Regions from separate parts of the Homo sapiens genome. Here region 1 is linked to region 2. The links are chromatin loops, found by intact Hi-C in ENCODE. Cell type or tissue: HepG2. All regions are shown on one strand. Links, peaks and the distances in the headings refer to the core of each region. The heading gives the core; the rest is flanking DNA.

Evidence for each region. A loop is a pair of places that touch in the nucleus more often than their neighbours do. Peaks named below come from ENCODE experiments on the same cell type or tissue, not always from the same donor. Only the 100,000 strongest peaks of a DNase experiment are listed, where the experiment ranks them.
Region 1: a loop joins it to region 2, with 14 times the contacts of the local background. A loop is called at or near these places in 21 of 110 quality-filtered maps.

The regions. Positions count from the first base shown.
Region 1 is chr5:4,937,727-4,945,743 of GRCh38, forward strand. No RefSeq gene overlaps it. Among named protein-coding and RNA genes, the nearest start is that of LINC01020, 93 kb to the right of the region's middle. In HepG2, for the core only: a CTCF peak has its summit at 4,736 (motif pointing left); no DNase peak of the experiment used is centred there; H3K27me3 peaks cover 479 bases.
Region 2 is chr5:4,864,169-4,872,185 of GRCh38, forward strand. It overlaps LOC105374629 (a long non-coding RNA gene), which reads left to right and starts at 2,342. Exons shown (of 2, transcript NR_188249.1): 1 at 2,342-2,419; 2 at 3,111-4,045. LOC107986400 (a long non-coding RNA gene) reads right to left here and starts at 2,214. Exons shown (of 3, transcript XR_007059111.1): 1 at 1,848-2,214. RefSeq lists enhancers at 2,347-2,847, 2,848-3,348. In HepG2, for the core only: a CTCF peak has its summit at 4,170 (motif pointing right); a DNase peak (open chromatin) is centred at 4,173; H3K27me3 peaks cover 507 bases.

The DNA.
Region 1 (8,017 bases), core at 3,643-6,142, 74 kb after region 2:
TTTTAGAAACACAGAGAAGACATAGAACATCTATATGAGACCTTCTCCCTGGTGGCTTGCTTTCTTGTCCTCTTTTCCAGCATAAGTACCACTTCCTTCAAATCTTAGTTTGGACGTCATTCTTCTCGGTCCGGGGCCTCGGTTAGCCATGCTCCACCTGCTCCTTCAGCAGCCTCCACCTCCTCTGGCTTTTACTCACTATCCTGCATCAAGGTCTCCCACAGCTCTGAGAATCCCTGCACTGAGCTTCAGCCCCAGAGGAGAGCCCTTTCTGTCAACCTCATCGCTTTGTCCAAATACCTGCCTCCTGGACAGGGTTTAAGACGAGACGAATAAAGTAGGGAATGAAAAAAGCAGCATTTGGTGCAAATACACTATTGTTGAACACATGTGTCTGTGGTGTCACCTTCTAATATGCAAGTCACTGACACACTGTCCTCCAGTGTTGTTTAAATCATGATTCTGGGCTATTTTCTACAACACTAAAGGGTGCATTTGTTAAACTGCTTAAGACGAGCAGAAGGCTTTACTGGCTTTCTTTGTAAGCATAAAGCATCCTATTTCCATTTTAACCCATGTTACGAGTTGTCTGTGATGTTATTGTTCCTGAAACTCCAAACAGAACCCTCTAACTCGTTTCTTGCTCCTATTTTGTTCAAGCTGCGGCTGCTTATTCACATATGTGCTAGCGATAGTCAGTGAAGCAATTGCTTCCAGAAGAATATACACAAATGCACAGATGAACGGCCAAATCCCTTATATCTGAGCACCTAACTTCCTGCAAAAAGAAGTTTCAGGATGGAATTTCAAAACACAATAAAGGAGAATTTCTCAATATCCCTTTTTGAGAGTCATCTCCAAATTAAAAGATTTACAGATGTCTAAGTCACCTCCCAGGGAGGTGTTTCAAGCAATTGGTGCCACCCCAAGGCATAAAAGCATAAAGAAGAAGTTGCCTTTGTCATTGAGAACATTGTGCACTCTGCTGGCACGTGCCACATTATATACAAAGTGGTCCAATCATGTGAGGCCACACTGGATCTTGCAAAACAAAGTTTTTCTCTGTATTATGGCAAGTTGTTAATGTAACAGCAATGAAAATCCGACAGGTTTCGGGAGCTTCATTCGGGGACATCACCACTATTGTGAAGTGTAGCATAAACATCTTGGAGAGACACTTTGTCTACTTCAGCAAAGACAAAAGAAAGTGGTGACAGCACACACCTGAAGCTGACTCTTCTCTTTCCAGAGCACACACCCCAACTCTGCTCCTTCCTCCTGAGGGTCTAACGCAGTATTTCCTACTGTTGGGGAAAGTAAACTCGATCAAATGACTCAGGCCCTAGATGTTGGATGGCCAGGATGTGGCATAACCCCTCCACAGCTGGCGTTGCCCGGGGCAATAGCAAGGGGACTGTGAGGTGATGCCGCCAGTTGGGGCCAAAAATATTACGGGCATGTGTGCATGGGCACTCTCCAAGTACTGCACACCAAACTTGTAAATGCCCCATGCCTAGATGCAGCCAGATGTCCAAACAGCTGACACACAGATGGATTTCTGTATTATATTCTCAGCCTGAACGTCAGAAGGGCGGGAGGCACAGAGCTGGTGTGCTTGCCTGTCAGGCCGCCATCACGTATCTCTGTCATCTCCAGCCTTGGATTCATTTACACACACATTCAAAAGTCCTAACCAAAGAGTTCTTCATGCCCATGACTCTGAGGCATTACATGTAGATACAGGGAGACCAGACCATTCTCCACCTGCCTCTTATGTTTCTGCACATCTTGCCGGGAGAGGCACTGACTGCTTTTTGTTCCAGATCATGTTTTCAAGGCTATCTGCATAGCAAAGCACCTTACAGCGCACAGAAATTGTCTCCCTGCAGAGCAGAGGGCGGGTCTACTTCCTGCCAGGATAATAAAGATAATGTTTTCCTTCCATGTGACACGGCAGGCGAATCACATTTTTCGATACCAAAAATTTTATGCAAATGAAATCTATTAGCCACAAGCAGTAATTCCTGGTAAAAGTTTCTTAAGGGTAAAGATAACCTTTTTTTTTTTTTTTTTTGAGATGGACTCTCACTCTGTCAACCCAGACTGGAGTGCAGTGGCACTATCTCAGCTCACTGCAACCTCCGCCTCTTGGGTTAAAGCAATTCTCCTGCCTCAGCCTCCTGAGTACCTGGGACCACAGGTATGCCCCACCATGCCGGACCAATTTTTGTATTTTTAGTAGAGATGGGGTTTCACCACATTGGCCAGGCTGGTCTCGAACTCCTGACCTCAGGCAATCTGCCTGCCTCGGCCTCCCAAAATTCTGGTATTAGAGGTGTGAGCCACTGCGCTCGGCTACCAATTATTTTTTTACATCACTCCAGTCATGTTGGTGTGGTGAGACACCTAGGTAAGGCTTAGTGTTTATCAAACACGTCTAAATCGGTGTGCTATGATTATGCAAGTTACAGACAGTGTTGTAGACACAGTCAGTATATCCACTGAATTCCTTGAACAGGTCGTCACAAGCACTATTTCGTGACTTTTTATGTTTCTAAGTTTTATGTCATTGCTTTTGCCCTGCTTTCTAATTTATATGTACAATCTTTATGGACAAAATGTGCTTTAACATCTTAGGGCAACAAAAGAATGAATGCATTTATAATATAAAACAATATTTCTTTTTTTTTTTTTTTTTTTGAGATAGAGTCTCACTCTGTCGCCAGGCTGGAGTGCAGTGGCGTGACCTCGGCTCACTGCAACCTCCGCCTCCCGGGTTCAAGCAATTCTCCTGCCTCAGCCTCCCAAGTAGCTGGGACTACAGGTGTGTGCCACCAGGCCCGGCAAATTTTTGTATTTTTAGTAGAGACGGGGTTTCACCATGTTGGTCAGGATGGTCTGGATCTCCTGACCTTGTGATCCGCCCACCTTGGCCTCCCAAAGTGCTGGGATTACAGGCGTGAGCCACTGTGACCAGCCTAAAACAATCTTTCCATCAATAAAAAGCTCAATTATTTTTCAAATACCCACTGCAACAATTAATCCAAAGCCTCACTGCTGAGCTCTGCTCAGTGATCCCAGCTCTGTGCGCAGCTGGGAAGCAGGGAAATCCTTCTAAGGCTATGGAATTAAATGGGAGCTGGAGTGAGTTTGGGAAGGACAAGAATTTTCCACACGAGCATGGTCGTTAGCCAGTGTGGTGAAGCGGCAAGGCCACGAGGCACAGAAAACGTGGTTTTTGTGTCAGAACTGTTTTGCACAGTTCGGGGGTGCTGCATATGGTTTCCTAGAACTAAGCAGTTACTTTCCTCATCTCTTTTGTGCATCTCTTCAGTTCGGGGATGGAGCGTGTAATTTGAGTAAAAAACAATATTGTTAGAAGTAAGTCGCAGACTAGAGACAGACCCCATTTGGGGTAGAAGCTTGCACAGAATATAATGGGGAAACTGAGACAGGCCTCATTAACAGAAGAGCTGACGCAAAAACCACGTTTTCTGTGCCTCACAGCCTTGCCACTTCACCCTACCGGGTAACGATCATGCTGGCGTGGAAAATTCTTGTCCTTCCCGAACTCACTCCAGCTCCCGTTTAATTCCATAGCATCAGGATTTCCCTGCTTCCCAGCTGCGCACAGAGCTGGAACCAGTGAGCAGAGCTCAGCAGTGAGGCTTTGGATTAATTGTTGCAGTGGGTATTTGAAAAGTAATTGATTTCCATACTCAGTTTGAACTCAATTGAAAAATCATTTACAGACTTCACTTTATGGGTGAGACGCAGAGCCAAGTACAGTGGGTTCCAGGCCACAACAGCTGAACGGAGGAGGCAGCGCGGCCCCTGCCCAATTGCGACCTATGTCAAATAATAAAAATAATAATAATAATAAGTATTATTCTCTGAATTATATTACTAACAAATTAAATGCCTTATTGAGTTGGCACACGATAGCAATAATACGTTTTGTCTCACTTCCCTGTAAAAATCGGTCCGTGTTTTTGTAAGATCCTTAAAAGCAATGCTAACCGGCACTCACATTTCAGTACTAGGCTGAGATTTCTACCAGTTTTCTTAAAACGGATCACTGAGTAGAACCCATGAGCTATTTGGGAAGACATCGCTGCAACCTCACAGTCCCCCTGCAAAGGCAGAGGCCTCAGGTGAGGCGGGGCGCGGGGTGACTGGAACCCGAGTTTTCAGCGAGGACTCGCTCTTCCTCTGCACTAAGTTCTATGAGCAGTGGCGGCAGGTGCGTCTCCGGAGATTCCCCTGCCATAGACCAGCCGTCCAGTGACCACAGCGGACGCTCTGGCCTCTCCCTGCTTCTCCCAAGCCCGTGGCTTCTCCCTGACTTGGCTTCCCCATGGGAATGCTCTGACCTCCGGCCTGCGGCCGTTTCTTCTTCTCCATCTTCAGTTGCTGGTGCTCCTGGGTGGACTCTTCGGAGGGCTCTTTGAAGGCCACCCAGGAGCACCTTTCTCTCGCCCTGCAGGCATCCCCAAGTCCCATCGCAGCACCCGCTTCCTCGGCTGGGAATCCTTCTCAGGAAAAGCTCGGTGTCTGTTTGTTTGTTTTTCCAGCTTCAGTCCACTCCCGAGGCGTTGGGTCCCCTCCCCTCTGGAGACGGCGCCCGCGCGGCTGCCCAGGCTGCAGGGCCTGGGGACACTCGGGGACCCTCCTGCCCTGAGGACCCTGGGCCAGGAGGGCGCCCCTTTTACCCCCAGGGCGACCGGTGCTGTGCTGCCACCTAGGGGCCGCTCTACGCACTGCAGGTCAGCCGGGCCCGCAGTCCCCAGGTGCTAACAATCTGGTTTCTGCTGTTCTTTTGTTGTTCAATTTTTTATTTTAATTTTTGTGGATACATAGTAGAAGCATATATTTATGGGGTACATGAGATGCTTTTATCCAGGCATGCAATGTGTTCTAATCACATGAAAAATGGGGAACCCGTCCCCTCAAGTATCCATCCTTTGTGTTACAAACAATCCAGTTACACTCTTTTTAGTTATTTAAAAATGTACACTTGAATTATTCTTGACTATAGCCACCCTGCTGTGCCAGCAAACACTACATCTTATTCAACGCTAACAATCTGGGCTGTCAAAAGGAGAAGGGTTGCTGTAGCGGAGGGGCTTAGAGGTGAGCATTTGTTTGTCTCACCCTTCCCCCTGCAGAGCGGTGCCTGTTCTTACAGCCATTTGTAAATGCTGGCCTTGAGCCACACCAAGCATCCAGGTAGAGCTGGGAGCTTCACCCATAGGCTGGGAGCACCGTGAGGGGGACCTGCAGTCCAGGACGGCCACGGTGGTGCAGGGAGGCCCCGCACTGCGGGAGGAGCTGGTCATGACCCAGGGCCAGCACCAGAGTGGCTGCCCAGGGCGCCAGGCACCCATAGGACTGGGAAAGCCAGGAGAGGCCAGAGAGGGGAAGGGAATTGGCAACTTCTAAAAGAAATGCGAGAAAGAGCCTGGGAAGTACCAGAAGGAAGAAAGTCGTCCCTGGGGCTTGAGGCATAGAGAGAACTATGTCTCGAGTAAACCAAAGGTGTTTCCATGGTACCTGGAATTTTTTTTTAAGTCAGGGATGATGGGACTCACAGACACAGAAAGATTGTCATGAAGAAAGAAGTTTATCCTTGCAGATCCCTGGACAGAGGAGTCACGCCTGGCCACACAGAGACGCACAGCCAACCAGGTGGGCAAGGGAGCGAGGGGAGCGTGGGCCAGAGAAGGCTCAGATCAGCTAACCTGAATCATTGAATCATTTTAGCAGGCTCAGGGGCGAGGGGCTGTCCCTTCCTGTCTGGTCCCTCGCCTGGCGTGATTTGGGCAGGTGCATGGTGGCCCGGAGTGTGAGGGCCACAGAGAAGGTGGTTGGAGCATGGACTCCAGGTGGTTGGTTTGATTTGGAAAGCACAGCCCTGGGTTCTAAGAACCAGCTCATTCTGGCAAGGGCAGTACCTCCAGGGTCAGCAAGACCCCGGATGTCCAAGCACCAGAATTCAGAAAATAAAAGAATTCATTAATACAAAAGACAACATGCAGCCATTGCTCAGAAGCACTGCCTGGGGCCCAGGCTGCCGGCCTCTTGTTGCCCAGGTCTCTGTGCCCAGTGTTCAGCAGCAGACACTTGTGGAATTGGCTTTTGAGAAGCAAGGGGCTGGGCTTTGAAGAATGAATGCCAAAGGTTGAATCCCAAGGCAAGACATACTGCCGCTGGACAGGAGGAGATGCCTGCATCTGCTCAGAAGTTCACACCTAAGGAGGGTTTCAAGCGTTCCAAGATAACAAAAAGTGCTCCCCAAAATAAGACTTACCATAAATAACAGATGAACAAAATAATCAGTCAAAAAGTCTGTCCCATGTCCAACAGTAGTCCAGATGCTGGGGTAGGGGATCCAAAAGAAGGGGGAGGATGTCACTGACTGCCACCTCCATTCAGCTGCCCAGGTTAGAGGTAAGTTAACACAAACACAGAAACTTAAGAGTAACAGAGACTGAATCCGGAATATTTGTATCTCTTTCTCCACATGGCAACTCAAGCCATTTTATACAATAATATTTATGTATAGATCCAAACCTTCATGGCAGCATGCACATGCTGGACTCTGGAAACAGTTTTATAAGGAGTCAGAATTCCCAGCCGTTGTCCAAGGTCCAAGATTCCTGCATTTTCCTCATTCTAGTGTTTCAGAGAGTGGACAAAAAGAGCATCATTTACTTAAACTTCCCATTTTATTTGGCATTGGATTATTTCCTGTTTTCATGATTACAAAAACTTCTGCACTCATTATGTCCATATGTATATTTTGTACTCAAATATGTACACAAACATATAAGTATTATATAGGTACTACAGGTATTATGTATTCTAACAGTATTTATAATCATGAATGTGTGTATATATTAGAGATATTAGCTTATGGGAATGAGCAACTATAAGAACATTTTCCTGAAATGAAATTGTTCTCTCCAGCAGCAGTTATTCTGAATGCTTCTTCCTTGCAGAGTCCTCTCCTCCACTGGGTACTCATGGGTCCCTCCTCCCTCCAGAGTCCTCTCCTCCACTGGGTACTCACGGGTCCCTCCTCCCTCCAGAGTCCTCTCCTCCACTGGGTACTCACGGGTCCCTCCTCCCTCCAGAGTCCTCTCCTCCACTGGGTACTCACGGGTCCACCCTCCCTCCAGAGTCCTCTCCAGCACTGGGTACTCACAAGTCCACCCTCCCTCCAGAGTCCTCCCCAGCAGTAGATACTCATGAGTCTTCCCTCCATCCAGAGTCCTCTCCAGCGCTGAGTACTCATGAGTCCACTTTTCCTGCAGAGTCATAGGTACCTCCAGCTGTAGGTACTCAGGAGTCCATCCTCCCTCCAGAGGCTTTGCCAGCACGGGTTATGCAGGAGTCTCTGCTTCCTACATTTTCCTAAATCACCACCTGGCTCTGTCCTAGCTGTCAGGACACATGCGGGCCTCTGAGAGGATCCTGTCACATTGATTATTTCCTGTTTTATAAAAGTACTAGACTTATTAATTACTATTTCTAGAAGTATGTGCCTGTTATTTTTATAATGTTAAGTGTTCAATCTGCGGGTGTGCAGTGCTTGGCATATAATATCTGCTATGCTCTCTGTGCTGCTGGGCACTGGTGCAAGTGGTTGCCATTTGTTAACTCTTTTCTTCCCCCCACAAATCCACGTGATGGGTTCTTTCGTCTTGTTTTACAAATGAGAGAGAGACAGCGGAAGCACAGAGTAATCACGTAGCTTGCCCAATGCCTGCCATTGGCATTGGGCCACCTGCTCCCAAGCCCATATGCTTCACCACTGACCTGCGCTTTATAAATTCCTGGTTAGACACATTGCAACCTTCAGTTAATGGGGAGGTTTTGATTCACGGAAATGTGTGGAGATGTTCTTAAGTTAATTGGCTTATAAAAGTTATTTAACAGAAAGATAAAGCTGTTTGCACCCCTACAGAAAATAGTTCTAGAATTTGTTATCTTATTAAATGGATGTAACTCCATT
Region 2 (8,017 bases), core at 3,176-5,675:
AGAAAATAAGTTTAATTGACTCACAGTTCTGTGGGCTTAACAGGAAGCATGACTAGGAGACCTCAAAAACTTACAATCTTGGCAGAAGTCAAACAGAAAGCAAGCACCTTCTTTACATGGCAGCAGAAGAGAGAGAGTGAGGGGCAAGTGCCACACACTGTTAAACCATCAGATCTCATGGGAACTCTCTCACTATCACAAGAACAGCAAGGGGGAAATCAACCCCCAAGATCCAATCACCTCCCACCAGGACCCTCCTCCAATTCGACATGAGATTTGAGCAGGGACACACATTCAAACCATATCAGTATATATATTGCAGATACTAGGTTACGTGAGTGAGCATCTATGAAGAAAATTTCCTGACATGACACTGCAGCAAAAGCATGTGTACTTTTTAATTTTTGAAAGTTAATAACAAACAATCCTCCTGAAGGCTGTGATAATTTCTACTCACTTCAACCATACACGAGAGTGTCATCAAAAGCAAAAATTGACAAATAAGATCTATTAAAACTAAAAGATCTCCTGTATAGCAAAGGAAACTATTAATAAAGTAAACAGACAACCTACAGAATGGGAGAAAATTTTGGCAAACGATGCATCTGAAAAGGTCTAATATCCAGCATCTATAAGGAACTTAAACAAATTTACAGGAATAAAACAAACAGACCCATTAAAAAGTAGGCAAAGAACATGAACAGACACTTTACAAATGAATACAGACATGCAGCCAAAAAGCATATGAAAAAAAAATACTCGGTGTCACTGATTATTAGAGAAATGCAAATCAAAACCACAATGAGATACCATCTCACAGAAGTCAGAATGGATATTATTAAAAAGTGAAAAAACAACAGATGCTGGTGAGGTTGTGGAGAAAAGGGAACACTTATATACTGTTGATGGAAGTGTAAATTAGTTCAACCATTGTGAAAAGCAGTATGGCCATTTCTCAAAGAGCTAAAAGCAGAAATGCCTTTCAACTCAGCAATCCAATTATGGAGCATATATCCAGAGGAATAAAAATCATTCTACCATAATGACAAATAGACATGAATGTTCACTGCAGCACTCTTCACAATAGTAGAGACATGGAATCAACCTAAACGCCCATCAATGACAGAGAGAATAAAGGAAATGTGGTACATATATACCATGGAATACTACACAGCCATAAAAAAAAGAATGAGATTATGTCCTTTGCAGGAACATGGGTGGAGGTGGAGGACATTATCCAAAGCAAACTAACCCAGGAACAGAAACCAAATATTGCATGCTCTTACTTATAAGTGGGAGCTAAATGACGAGAACACATGGACACAAAGAAGAGAACAACAGACATTGGGGCTTCCTCGAGGGTGGCGGGTGGGAGAAGAGAAAAAAATAACCACTGGGTACTAGGCTTAATACCTGAGTGACAAAATAATCTGTCACAAAACCCCTGTGACTCTGACTTCTTGGCCAGGTTTATTCTCAGATCTGATTCCTGCCATGATCCCTCGTGAAACTGTGCTACTTTCAGAAGAATGTGGATTCTGCGTTTGTAATTATAACCCTGCTAGAATGATTACTTGATTAAGGTTGACTTTACTCCCAGCCTGTAAACTTGAGATCAGCTTATTCGTAGTTAAATGGTAGCACTGGCTTCCATGCTGTGCCTGCTGTCAGTAGGTACCCGGGTAATAGGGAGTAAACCAGCAAGTTCTATGTTCTGAAAATCCGCTCGAAAGCCCATGTTAGCTGGAAAGGTTTGGGGAAATAAATTACTGTCTTAGTTCATTACGGTTGCCATAACGAAATACCAAAAACTGGGTGGTTTATAAACAACAAAATTCATTGCTCACAGTTCTGGAGTCTGCAAGTCTAAGATCCACGCAGGGGCAGATTCAGTGCCTGGTGGGGGCTTCCTGGTTCATAGATGCTGGTTGTCTTCTGTCTGCGCCATCACGTGGTGGAAAAAACAAGGGCGTTCTTTGTCTCTTAAATAAGAGAACGAATTTCATGTACCAGGGTTCCGCCCTCATGACCTTCCACGTACGAGGGTCCCGCCCTCATGACCTTCCACGTACGAGGGTCCCGCCCGCATGAACTTCCGCGTACGAGGGTCCCGCCCTCATGACCTTCCGCGTACGAGGGTCCCGCCCTCATGAACTTCCGCGTACGAGGGTTCCCGCCCTCATGGCCTTCCGCGTACCAGGGTCCCGCCCTCATGGCCTTCCGCGTACGAGGGTCAGGCCCTCATGACCTTCCGCGTACGAGGGTTACGCCCTCATGACCTTCCGCGTACGAGGGTTACGCCCTCATGACCTTCCGCGTACGAGGGTTACGCCCTCATGACCTTCCGCGTACGAGGGTTCTGCCCTCATGACCTTTTCACCTTCCGGAGGTCCTGCCTCCTAGCCCCATCACCTTGCGGGTGAGGATTTCAACAGATGAATATGGCGGTGGGGGGGTGTAAACATTCCGATCGCAGCAGCCACCCACGTATCACCTTGGTCTGGGGTGTAGCAGGCATTGCCAGGGCTCAGCCAAAGCCGGGCTCCAGCTGCTCGTGGAGATAACAAAGGCTTCTGTGGCCTCATCTACTTCATTGTGACGAGGTCGAGGCTGTAAGGGGCCAAGTGGATGATTTAGCTCAACAGCTAAATGATGTTCTGGGAGAAAGGGACTGAGGCTGCCGTGGACAGTGGTCATCTCGGGCTTCGAAGTATCTATTCCAGCTTCCTAAGGGCTCACCCTTGTCCTGGGGTGAAATGATCCTCCCACCACGCCCACAGCCCACGGTGGAGGGGTCATTCCTGGCACCTCCTCCCGCAATTGGATTACAAGGGTTCCCAGGCCGAGTCCACTCCGCGGCTGCGTGAGAGGTGGGATGCGGGCAGAGCTCAGCCGCCCGCACCCGCTCTCCCAGGGCCCTTAGTGTTGAGCAGCAGTGGGAGAACCGTAAGGCTGGCTGGAGACGTAGGTGGAATCCTCCGTATAAGTCTCAGCTGTCCTCTTCAGTCAATTGTGTGCGCCTACTGCACCTTTCCCGGCGTGGCCGGTTCCCACCACCCCACCCCCTCCCGCCCCCGTCAGCCAGAGACCCTTTTCCTTTAACTTCTTAGGTCAATGTGAAGTCAACGTCTAATGGACCCGAGTTCAGCCAAGAACACACACCAGTTGTTCCAGGGAAGAATCTCATGGTGAAGCACTAGTGAGCGTCCAAGCAACTCCCAGCCTAACCTCACCGGTCTGACTGTGGGGCTGCTTCTGCCACGGCTCCTGGCTGGCGATGGGGCTGTCAGCGTGTCAGCCAACCATGCATTGCAGATGCACTTTGAAGAAAATTAATGTACCTGGGTACTTATGGGACTCCCTGAATGAGTGGGTATAATTGAAATAGCCGGGACATCAAAAAGCTGGAACACTGGGAGCCTGGCCCTAGGGTGGCGGAGGCCACAACGGAGCCCCCAGCCGGTTGGAAAGAGGCTTCCTATGCTCTCCTTTCCATGCCACTGCGGAAGTGCTAGGGAACAGGAAGACCAGGGCATTGCCAAGTGAATAATAACAACCATGTGTGCGGCGTTCACGATACCCCAGGCTCAGTGAGCCTTTTACTCAGGGTCTCATGTGATGCTGAAAACAATCCCATGAAGTTTAGAAGCCTGTGCACACGAAGAGACGTGGTGTTTCCCTATTGATCCAAACTGCATGCTGACCTGTTCCTGCCAGGGCTGCGCTCCTCCTGCTTTGCCCTGGCTCTCCCGTTCTGCACTCCCTCTTCTACCGGGAATTCCTGGAAGCACCTTTTATTCACAGTGCCTGCTTTGAATAGATACAAATACAATTTGTATCTTATGTAGTCCATTCCACACAATTGAAAATATAATGTAATAAAAATCAGAAAAGTAAATCCAGGAAAGTCTCTAACACATATTAGGGCCTCAATAAATGGACCCTAAGAGGGTGGGGAAATGGCTTTGGTTTTTAACTGTGCTTCTTTTGAGCTTGATGCTGTTAACTTAGTACAATCTATCAATAAATATCGTCATCAAGAAAATATTAAAGGTGTACCTGAGTCACAGGGGAGGAGGTGCAGGGCTTCTGAGAAAATGTCCTTCAGTCACCAGCCGGTGAACAATGGGACTCGTTATTGTCCCCTCACCCTGCATACCACCAGGGGGCACTGATGAGCTGAGAAAGACTCTGTGGTCCAAAAACGGTACCAAATGAAAAGGCCACTTCCCAGCCTCTGTAATAAAAGGCGAAAAGCAGTCAGGGAATTTAGTCAAGACCTTATTCAGATGGCGGGAGGAGAGGGGGCGGAGCAGCCAGTGTTGAAAAGGGTTTTATCCAAACCAGTTTAATATCTTTAAAAAAAATTGTTGGGCATTTTTTTTTTTTTTTTGAGACGGAGTTTCACTCTTGTTGGCCAGGATAGCAATTTTTACTTCTGATAATTTTCTCCTCACTACTGTCAAATCAAGTTTAGCTTAAAGCTGCCTTCTTACATATTTTCAATTTCGCCTAAAGGTTTTTTGGTACATTAGAAACTATAACTGTGTAAACAGACTGTAGCCCATACACTGAATTTGGCCAATCAAATGTAGCCAACTCTTTGAACCTTGTTCTAATAAGGCCAACACCAAGTTGCAACCAATCTAGCTGTTTCTATACTTCGATTCCCTTTTCTGTCCATAAATCTTCCACCACACGGCTGCACTGGAGTCTCTGAGCCAACCCTGACTCAAAATGCTGCCTGATTCATGAATTGTTCCTTATTCAAACACCTTTAAATTTAATTTGGCTGAAGTTTTTCTTTTATCACTACTTTTTAAAAATCTCCAAATGGGTTATTCTCTTTTATCCCCTAATCAGATTTGATTCTCTTTTGTTCTCTAATTAGATTTATTTAGATTCCCTAATAAGATTTTATTGGAAAAAAAAAAAAAAACCTTTTTAATCATCTTTTTTGGACCAGGATGTACAGGGTTGCATCCACAGATGTGTAGTTGGTTTTCCCAGTGCAAATTCATAAGTGCTGGGCAAAATGGCCTCGTGTAGGGCTCAGAACTCCGGCCCTGTGAGCACCATTGTTCTAGAAAGATCTGTGTTCTAGGAAGAACACTTAACCATTTCTAGAACGTTTCTTCTAGAAAGAACAAAGAACCATTGTTCTGTGGTTCTAGAAAGGTGCTTCCACAAATCCCCAACCAGTGGGTGAAGCACAGAAAGGCAGAACAAGAGAAAAGCAGGAAGAGCAAGGCTGGTGAGAGCCACAGCAGGAGTGGGTCAGAATATAGCCTGCAGGGTCAGTACCCTGGAGGAGACGCAGGTCTGGGAAGAAGCGGCTCTCCCCAAATCCTCAGCCTTCACTGACCGCCTCTCTCCTGACAACTAGGACGATGCAATTTAACTCCTTGTTATTTACTGCTGAGTTATCTAACATAATTGTCGGGACTGGTCTAGACTTCCAGAGCCCCCTAACTCACATGAGGCATGAGAACCCAGCAATCTGTGCACTTAATGTGTCCGACACTGCATTCGGGCTCTGAAACCCTCATGGACCTGGGTCTCCCCGGTTGCTTGGAGGGCCCTGCATTCTGCCTCAGGGCATTTTGTGCCAGCCCTGTCCTGCTAAATACTAGACAGACTGCCTGGACACATAGGATGGGGGTTCTCCTGAGCTTCAGGACAGATGCAGGGAAGTGCTGTGCCTCCTTACCAAGAAATGGGTGCGTGCTTGGCAGGACTGGGTCTAAGGCTTGCCTTTCTTGTGCCACTCTTGTGCCACTCTTCCTGGGAGCAAGTTCATGTGGAAAAATCTCCGACCCACCTAGAGTAACCAACGGGCACACCAGTGTGAACAATACAGCGTCTGGCAAAAGAGAAGCCACGTGCAGGGAAGCGATGTGTGCCTTTGTGCCTTGGGGTCTCCATCTGAAGCTTCGTTTAGTGGCTGAACATTGAAGCAGTGGAGGATCCACCAACTCATGTGCAAAGTCAGCTACTCCATGAAAGCCCTCAGGACCATGGAGGCCAGGATGCCGGGGACTGTCTCTGCCAAAGCTCCCTGTGGGCCAGGCTGCATCTTCCTGCAGTGGACACTGGCCCACAGCTTCTCCTTCACTCCAGTGGAGTCAGGGAGGGAGCCCACTGTGACTTGTCCCCACCTAGATTGTTAGCACTGGTATCCTGGCCTTCAATAGCAGCACCCATCTCCCTCTCTGGAGAGGACAGACACCAAAGGATGCTGAACAAAGCACAGGACCTGCGCGGAGAGGACCACGTTTAAACCTAAAGGCACTGATATGGTTTGGCTCTGTGTTCCCAGCCAAATCTTATACTGAATTGTGATCTCCATAATCCCCACCTGTCAAGGGTGGGACCAGGTGGGAGGTGATTGAATCATGGGGGTGGTGTACCCCATGCTGTTCTTATGATAGTGAGTGACTTCTCACGAGATGTGATGGCTTTATAAGGCAGTTTTCTCTGCTCTTCCTCGCTCTCTCTTTCTTGCTGCCATGTGAACGAGGTCTTTGCTTCCCCTTCACCTTCTGCCATAATTGTAAGTTTCCTGAGGCCTCTCCAGCCATGCGGAACCATGAGTCAATTAACCCTCTTTTCTTTATAAATTACACAGTCTCAGGCAGCTTTTTATAGCAGTGTGAGAACTAACTGATACATGTACTTCTGGGTACCAAGAGATGCCAGCTACAAATACTATACCATAAATTTAATTCTATATGAAATGCTTAATAGGAATTGGCTTTTAAAAGAATTATATGATGCAGATAAACTCAAATTGAAAAATAGTCTACAAATTCTGGCACTCTTCAAAAACACCAATATGGTGAAAAATAAACAATGGCTAGAGAACATTACAGAATAAAGGAGACTAAAGAACATGGCAACTCAATGCCATGTGTGAAAAAAATTACCATAAAGATGCCATAAAACTCGAATATAGATTGTGTATTAGATATTAGCTTTGTATTGATGTTGAATTTTCTGAGACTAATAAAGGCACTTAGGTAATTTGAGAGAATACTCTCTTTTTCGTGAGATACATGCTAAAGATCAAAGGAGTGAAAGATTATGACACCTGTGATTTACTCTCAAATAGTTCTTCCAATCAGCAAAACAACTACATGTGAGTATAACTGTGTATTCACAGGTGGGGAGGGTGATGGTTCAAATGCAGCGACATTTTTAAAAGAATATCATGTGGACAATGTGTTTCAATCCTTCGGCAAAATTCAGTAGATTTGGATTTCCAAATCGCGAGTGTCCTGGCATAGGAGAGAAATGAGAGGAGACCAACGAGGGCAAAAGGCGACAATATAGCAGAGAAGACAATTCTGAATTTTTCTTAAGTGAAAATGGAATTAAAGAGCTTTAAAAAAAAATAAAGTGCAAATGGAACAGACCTGATGATAAATTTCTAAATTTTAAAGTTTTAGTTAGCTTGATTTTTCATCTAAAACAACTCATGAATTTGGCAAATTTTGAACAGAATTCCCAAAGCCCAGAATGAAGCTGTAGGGTCCCAGCCGTGTCTTGCTAGTCATCTCTCACTTTTGCTACTAGCGAAGAAGAAGGTGGAGAAGCTTTCACAGGAAGGAAGGGAAGCTGAGGAAGAGGGGGCTCTGTCATGAAGAAACGGAGGAAGAGAGGGCTCCGTCATAAAGAAGCAGTGACAGGGGACCCCTTAGAGAAGCCGAAGAGGGAGCAGAGATAAGGAAGACAGAAACCAGCACAGGCCAGGGAGCCCCCTGGGGAAAGATGCAGAGCCCAGATGACGCTGCCTCCCCACAGGTTGCAGCACCCAGGAGGCTCCAAAGGCCTGGCCCCACCACCCAGCCCCACGGCCCTATGTTCAGGAGCCATCCAATTAGCCTGAGCTCAGCTTGCTTCTGATGGGGAACAGAATCCTTCACCCATGTTTGGAAGTCAGTTGACTAGAGATTTAGCCTGGAGACAGGTGGGTTTTCCTGATTTGAGCCTGGAAATGTGAACCAGGAGGATTTGG